2 separate regions of the Homo sapiens genome follow, and region 2 is linked to region 1. Evidence: chromatin loops called from intact Hi-C (ENCODE). Cell type or tissue: psoas muscle. All regions are shown on one strand. Each heading gives the region's core, and the rest is flanking DNA. Links, peaks and the distances in the headings are about the cores only. Region 1 has its middle 62 kb from the start of LINC01091. Region 2 overlaps LINC01091 (long intergenic non-protein coding RNA 1091).

Region 1 (2,922 bases), core at 271-2,770:
TAGCTACTTTATTCACTATCTCCTCAAGCTGGAAACAACTCAAATGTCTCTCAACTGGGAATGGGTATAATTACTGTGGCAGATTTATAAATGGAATACTTCTTAGCAATAAAAAGGAATGAACTACTGCTACAGTAATAACAGTAATAATTTGGATGGATCTCAAATGCATTATATTAAGTGACAGGAGCCATACTCTAAAGACTGCAGACTGAATGCTTTCATATATATATAACATGCAGGACCATAGGAACAGAAAACAGGGATGCCAGGGACTGGGGCTGAGGGGAAGGGGTTAGCTGCAATAGGATGGGATATGTTTTGGGGTAATGGAACTTGTCTATATCTTGATTGTGGTGGTGGTGGTTACATGACTGCATGTATTTATCAAATTTCACGGAACTGTACATGAAAAAGGGAGAATTTGACATATGTAAATCATACTTTAGTACAAAAGACATTACTAATTAAGTTTATTTTAGGCCTGAACTAACTGGTAAGCCCTGAGAATACAGAGATCAATAAGAAGGTCAATCTAGCTGAAGAAGTAAATGTGAAGGGACATAGGCAAATATAATACAAGTCAGCCCATGGTATTTTATAATAGAGATGTAATACAGTACTAGGGTAGCCTAAAGAAGGTTGCAGTAAGTGGAGCACAGTGGCTTGCACCTGTAATCCCAGCACTTTGGGAGGCCAAGGCAGGCAGATTGCTTGAGCCCAGGAGTTCAAGACCAGCCAGGACAACATGGTAAAACTCCATCTTTACTAAAACTACAAAAATTAGCTGGGCATGGTGGCACACACCTGTAATCCCAGCTACCCAGGAGGCCAAGGTGGAAGGATCACTTGAGCCCAGGAGGTCAAGGCTGCAGTGAGCTATGATCGTGCCACTGCATTCCAGCCTGGGTGACAAAGCAAGAGCCTGTCTCAAAAACAAAAAATATTGCTTTAAACTCTAATATTGTCTGTATGTGTGTGCTCATGTTCTGGGGGCAGGTGGGTGGGGGGCAGGTGTGTAACAGAGCCTCACAAGGAAGTGACATTCAATGAATGGAAAATAATTCCTCTGTAAGTTAGGTTGAGTGAGGAACAGAGAACAGGCACATCCAAATCACAGTCACTAATGTGAATAGAGTAAATGAGTTCTCAAAAAAAGAAAAAGAAAAAAGAAAGAAAAAGGCGAGCATGAGTTTTTATTTTTATTTATTTATTTACTTTTTATTATTTTTTTTTGAGACCGAGTCTCACTCTGTTGCCCAGGCTGGAGTGCAATGGCGTGATCTCAGCTCACTGCAACTTCCGTCTCTGGGGTTCAAGCAATTCTCTTGCCTCAGACTCCCAAGTAACTGGGATTACAAGCACATGTTGCCACGTCCAGCTAATTTTTTTGTATTTTAATAGAGATGGGGGTTTCACAGTGTTGCTCAGGCTGATCTCAAACTCCTGAGCTCAGGCAATCCACCCGCCTGGGCCTCTCAAAGTGCTAGGATTACAGGCGTGAGTCACCGTGCCCAGCCTGTGAGTTTTTAATAAACCAGTTAAAATTTGTTTATCCAAAGGAGAAGAAATACAAACAATACTGGACACATGCAAGATGTGTTTTTTCTTAGCGGCAGCTGCTAACCATCCTGGCTTCCTGGCAGGGAGCAGGTTATCATCTATCCTGTGACTACGAGGGCACACCCTGCGTTAGCCCTGAGGCAAAGAGATAATAATAGCATGCTAGACTGGCAGCCTACACTCTGGAAGGGTTTATGAGGAGGAAGTCCGCAATTACATATTTCTGGGCAAACATTAACCAAGATTGAAACCCAGATTTGAAGAAAAATAGCAGGCTGGAATCTTCAGACAGATTCTGTAGCTGTTCTGTGGATTGAAACAGTAGTCAGACACGCTGCTAACTCCAAAAGGTAAGGTAAAAGATTGAGATGGCAGTATATAAAACTTGGTAAGAAAACTTTTCCACACCTGCCCACAGAATGTGTTCTGTAACACACAGAGCATTGTCCACATATGAATGATGAGAAATTATTTACATTCATGACAACAGAACCGAAGCCACAACATAGGGTCTATTGTTCACCTCATAGGGGTGACCGAATCTATTTATCCATGTGGTTTGGGAGCTCACCACTGTGCATTGAAGGGCCTCCTGTTGGCAACATCACCAAGAGCATTTCAGTCACTGTTACTACAATCTGAACAATTTGGGTTCCACGCTGTGGTTTTGTAATTTCTATTTTTAAAACTTGAACCATGGTGTGTCCAGTCTTGGTTGGGCATACTTAAAATGAAACTGTTAAGCTAAAATTAGCTTGACATCAAGACGTTGCATGTTCATTTTCCTTATATTTATAGCTGACCACAGTCATTATACAGAAGCCATCTAGTCTTTACTGTGCACTCTAGGGAACAGGAGGGGCAGTGGGAGTAACCAAAAAAAGAACTACAAGTTTTTCCAAAGGCGGTTGGTCGTAACTACTGCCTGAGCAGAGCGGTGCCTGCGTCTTAGTGAGGTCAGCCCAAGTGGGACTGACCTCACTAAGATGAGGACTTTCCTTTGAACAGCTGTTTACTCTTCAGTTCTTCTGCAGTTAATCAACAGTGATGGGACCTTTTCTAAAAGTTTTGCTTAGGGCCTCAGAATTTAACTTAAATCACCACGAAGGAAGTATATACAACAAAGCTTCCTCTTAGTATTTCTTCACCAAGTAATTATCTACTGACATATCCAACAGGTGAAGATAAATGGACTCATCATGGTGTAAAAAAGAATTTTTGACTAAGAGTCAGAAGATCTTAGTTTTAGTTCAGTTTTTCTTCCGTTGGGTGTGTGGTTTGGGCCTCAATTTCATCCAATAAAATTCAAAGGGTTGAACTAAGATCCTTCCAGTTCAAAATTCTGATATTTCTCAACTT
Region 2 (2,922 bases), core at 265-2,764, 240 kb after region 1:
GACCTCATCTTGAAGACAGGATAGAGGGGAGATAATGCCTGTCAACATCTATCACAAAATGTTGCTCAACTTACTGATGAATTAATAAAAAGTCATCTGTACTCTCTTCTGAAGCCCATCATCTGCTCCTGTAAGCCTTATTTCCCACTGTTCTTCTATATAGTGTATGCTCTAGTCAAAAATTTGACTCTTGCTATCATTCATTAATTCCTTCAATCAGTGAGTGTTTTTGAGTGTCTGCTATGTGCCAGACACTATTCTGGCCTCCAAAGATCCATTAAAACAAGCAAAACAAAAACCAGACACATTTCATGGTCTCATGGACCCCACATTCTAGTATAGCCTGGGCATTCCAGCTTTGTGTCTTTCTCTTCTTTAGTGGTCCCTCCTTAAGTATTGCCAGTCCTAACTTTCAACTGTTCCCTATGTTTCAAAGTTGTCTTGAATCCACAAAGTGCCTTATTAAGAGTAAGTTAATAGACTTACTCTTAACACTTGCAAGGTTGCGAGGCCTAGGATTGAAGTATGAATGAAATCTACATACTATTTGTATAAATATTTAAAAGATACAAGTTTAGCTGAAAACTCTGATAGCTATACAATTTCAAAATTTTAAAAATGTGTAAGGCTATGGTGTTTATTTTTCTAAAAGTTGGCAAAGTATCCAAGATTACTACGTGTATTTTTGAGCATATTTGGCTATTCTGTGTTGTTTAGCTCTTAAAAATTTTAAATGTTTAATATTGCAGACTGTTGCTCAGCTTCTATGTGCTCCTATTGCAAACATACTAATTTACTAAAGTATGAATGTGTCCACATGCCACACCTGGAACCTGTGGAGAAGAATAGCCCAGCAACAGCTGGGAAAGATGCTTCATTATAAAGAATCCTTTGCACCCATACTGAAAAGAAGAACTGTACAAGTTAATTAATTTGTGTTTTCTCTTACCTAACTCTTCTGCTGCTCACATCTTTCCCATATAACAAAGTAGTATCATCTCTGAAGTCAGCAGCAGCTGGCCTCATGCCATTTCATACCATTTTCATGCAGTCATCTTTTGTTCTGGGGACAAATGACAAGAGGTTTGAAGAGTTGATTATTTGGGACTTGAAGGAGGTTTGACATGAGAACCTGCATTTAAAACCACAGATTGGGCTCTGCTTGCTGGACCCCAGGTGACGATATATCCACGTATTCTGTTATAAATTTGGGTTTGTATGTTCATAATGTGTGGCACTCTCTAAAGTGTGAGGCCCAAAGGAGGATATTCTTACACAGGCCTGAAGGTAATACTTTCTGAAGGAAACTTTACTTGGACTAGGAGTGATCTATAATTCTGAAATCTCTAAACACTGCATTTTTTTTGTAATGTCTGGAAAAATGTGAGAAATGCTATAATACTTTGCCCATATGTCATATCTCCTCATAGAAAAAAAGTATTTTATGAGTATGAAAGTAATTTATTTGTTTTTTCAACCACCATCTGTGCACAATAGATTCAAGATTATAGAGTATTGTTTAAAAAAAAATTGAACAGCTAAACTAAGTACGAAAATGCAAATAACTGTAATTCATAATCCTTGCTTTCTTAAACTTAAGAATAAGTTTTATACATCTCTGTGACAGGGTAATTAACAACCACCACCAAATGGCAAATGTGAATTGCAGTGTGGGCGGGAGAGGAGTGAGGGAAGGAAGAAGAGTAAGAATCAGTTTAGTTTAAGAGGAAATTAGGAAATACTAATGGGAAGGTTCAGAAGGAAATAAGAGTTACAGGATTAGAGGTCAAGGCAGAGATTAGGGTTAGTGAATGATTTCTGCATTGTGGTTCAGAATTATAATAATGATATTTGCCTCTGTGGTGGTAATCAATACATTTCATAAGTGTTTCCTATGTGTCAATGATTCTATTGAATATTTTACATGTACCAGCTCATTTAGTCCTTAGAACCACATGAGGTTGCTGTTACCACAATCCTTCTCTTTGAGATCATATAAATAAGGCTTTGAGATGGTTACTTGCTAACAGAGCCAGGAAGTGAACCCAGGTGTATCTGACTGCAAAGCTTCCTTTTAATCACAAGGATATTTGAAGTCATTGGATAGGATTCAGGCTCCTTGGAATAAGGCAAAGAAAAATAAAAGAAGAAAAGGACAGTTAGAGAATGGTAACATCTTGGAGAAGAAAAAGAAGCTTTATTAATTTGGCTAACTTATGAGTGAACAAAATCCCACTTGAATTGATTTAAGCAAAAGAGGGGATTTTAATGGAAGGCTAAGCTATGAAAGAATGGGACAACCATGATTGGAGAAAGGTCAATATCTTTTATAGTATCGAGAACCAAACTCCAGCATCAAGCTTGTTTCCCTGTCTCTTAGCCGTGCTTCTTTTCTCCATATGTCAAGCTCATTCTTATCTCTTTCTAAAGAGTTTTTTCCATGTGGCAAGAACTCAGGTAACCAAAATTTCCAAAATTTTATAGCTTATGATTTCAGTCAACAGAGTCACATTGGCATGACTCTTTGGCTCTTGAGTCCAAAAATCAGGACGAGGTACTAATTGTCCCTGCCTAGGTCAAGACATACCAATAGTATTAGGATGCTTTTTGCTGCACAACAAAAAACATGAATAACCTCTTATTGTATATTTTTCTTACATAACAAGAAGTTTAGAGGGAGGGGTTCTAGAGTTGGTCAGGGCTAAATGTCAAGGGGCAGATTATCTAGGATTCTTTTAGCATTCTGTGTGGGTAGAAGCATTAATGCCGTTGTTGTCATAACCATATCCTTATGGTAGCATATGAAGCAGAAAAGAGGCAGGAAAAATAACTCTCCTTGTGTGACATTCTCTTTTTATTTGGAGAGAAATAACTGCATTTCAGGGTTAATGGGATCTGAACCTAATACAATTTTGGGATCTT

The links. Peaks named below come from ENCODE experiments on the same cell type or tissue, not always from the same donor. Only the 100,000 strongest peaks of a DNase experiment are listed, where the experiment ranks them.
Region 2: a loop joins it to region 1, with 3 times the contacts of the local background. A loop is called at or near these places in 2 of 110 quality-filtered maps.

The regions. Positions count from the first base shown.
Region 1 is chr4:123,586,623-123,589,544 of GRCh38, forward strand. No RefSeq gene overlaps it. Among named protein-coding and RNA genes, the nearest start is that of LINC01091, 62 kb to the right of the region's middle. RefSeq lists an enhancer at 2,210-2,259. In psoas muscle, for the core only: no CTCF peak of the experiment used is centred there; a DNase peak (open chromatin) is centred at 1,599; H3K4me3 peaks cover 1,519 bases; H3K27ac peaks cover 2,342 bases.
Region 2 is chr4:123,826,044-123,828,965 of GRCh38, forward strand. The region is part of intron 3 of LINC01091 (long intergenic non-protein coding RNA 1091); the gene reads left to right. Among named protein-coding and RNA genes, the nearest start is that of LINC01091, 180 kb to the left of the region's middle. In psoas muscle, for the core only: no CTCF peak of the experiment used is centred there; no DNase peak of the experiment used is centred there; H3K27ac peaks cover 1,429 bases.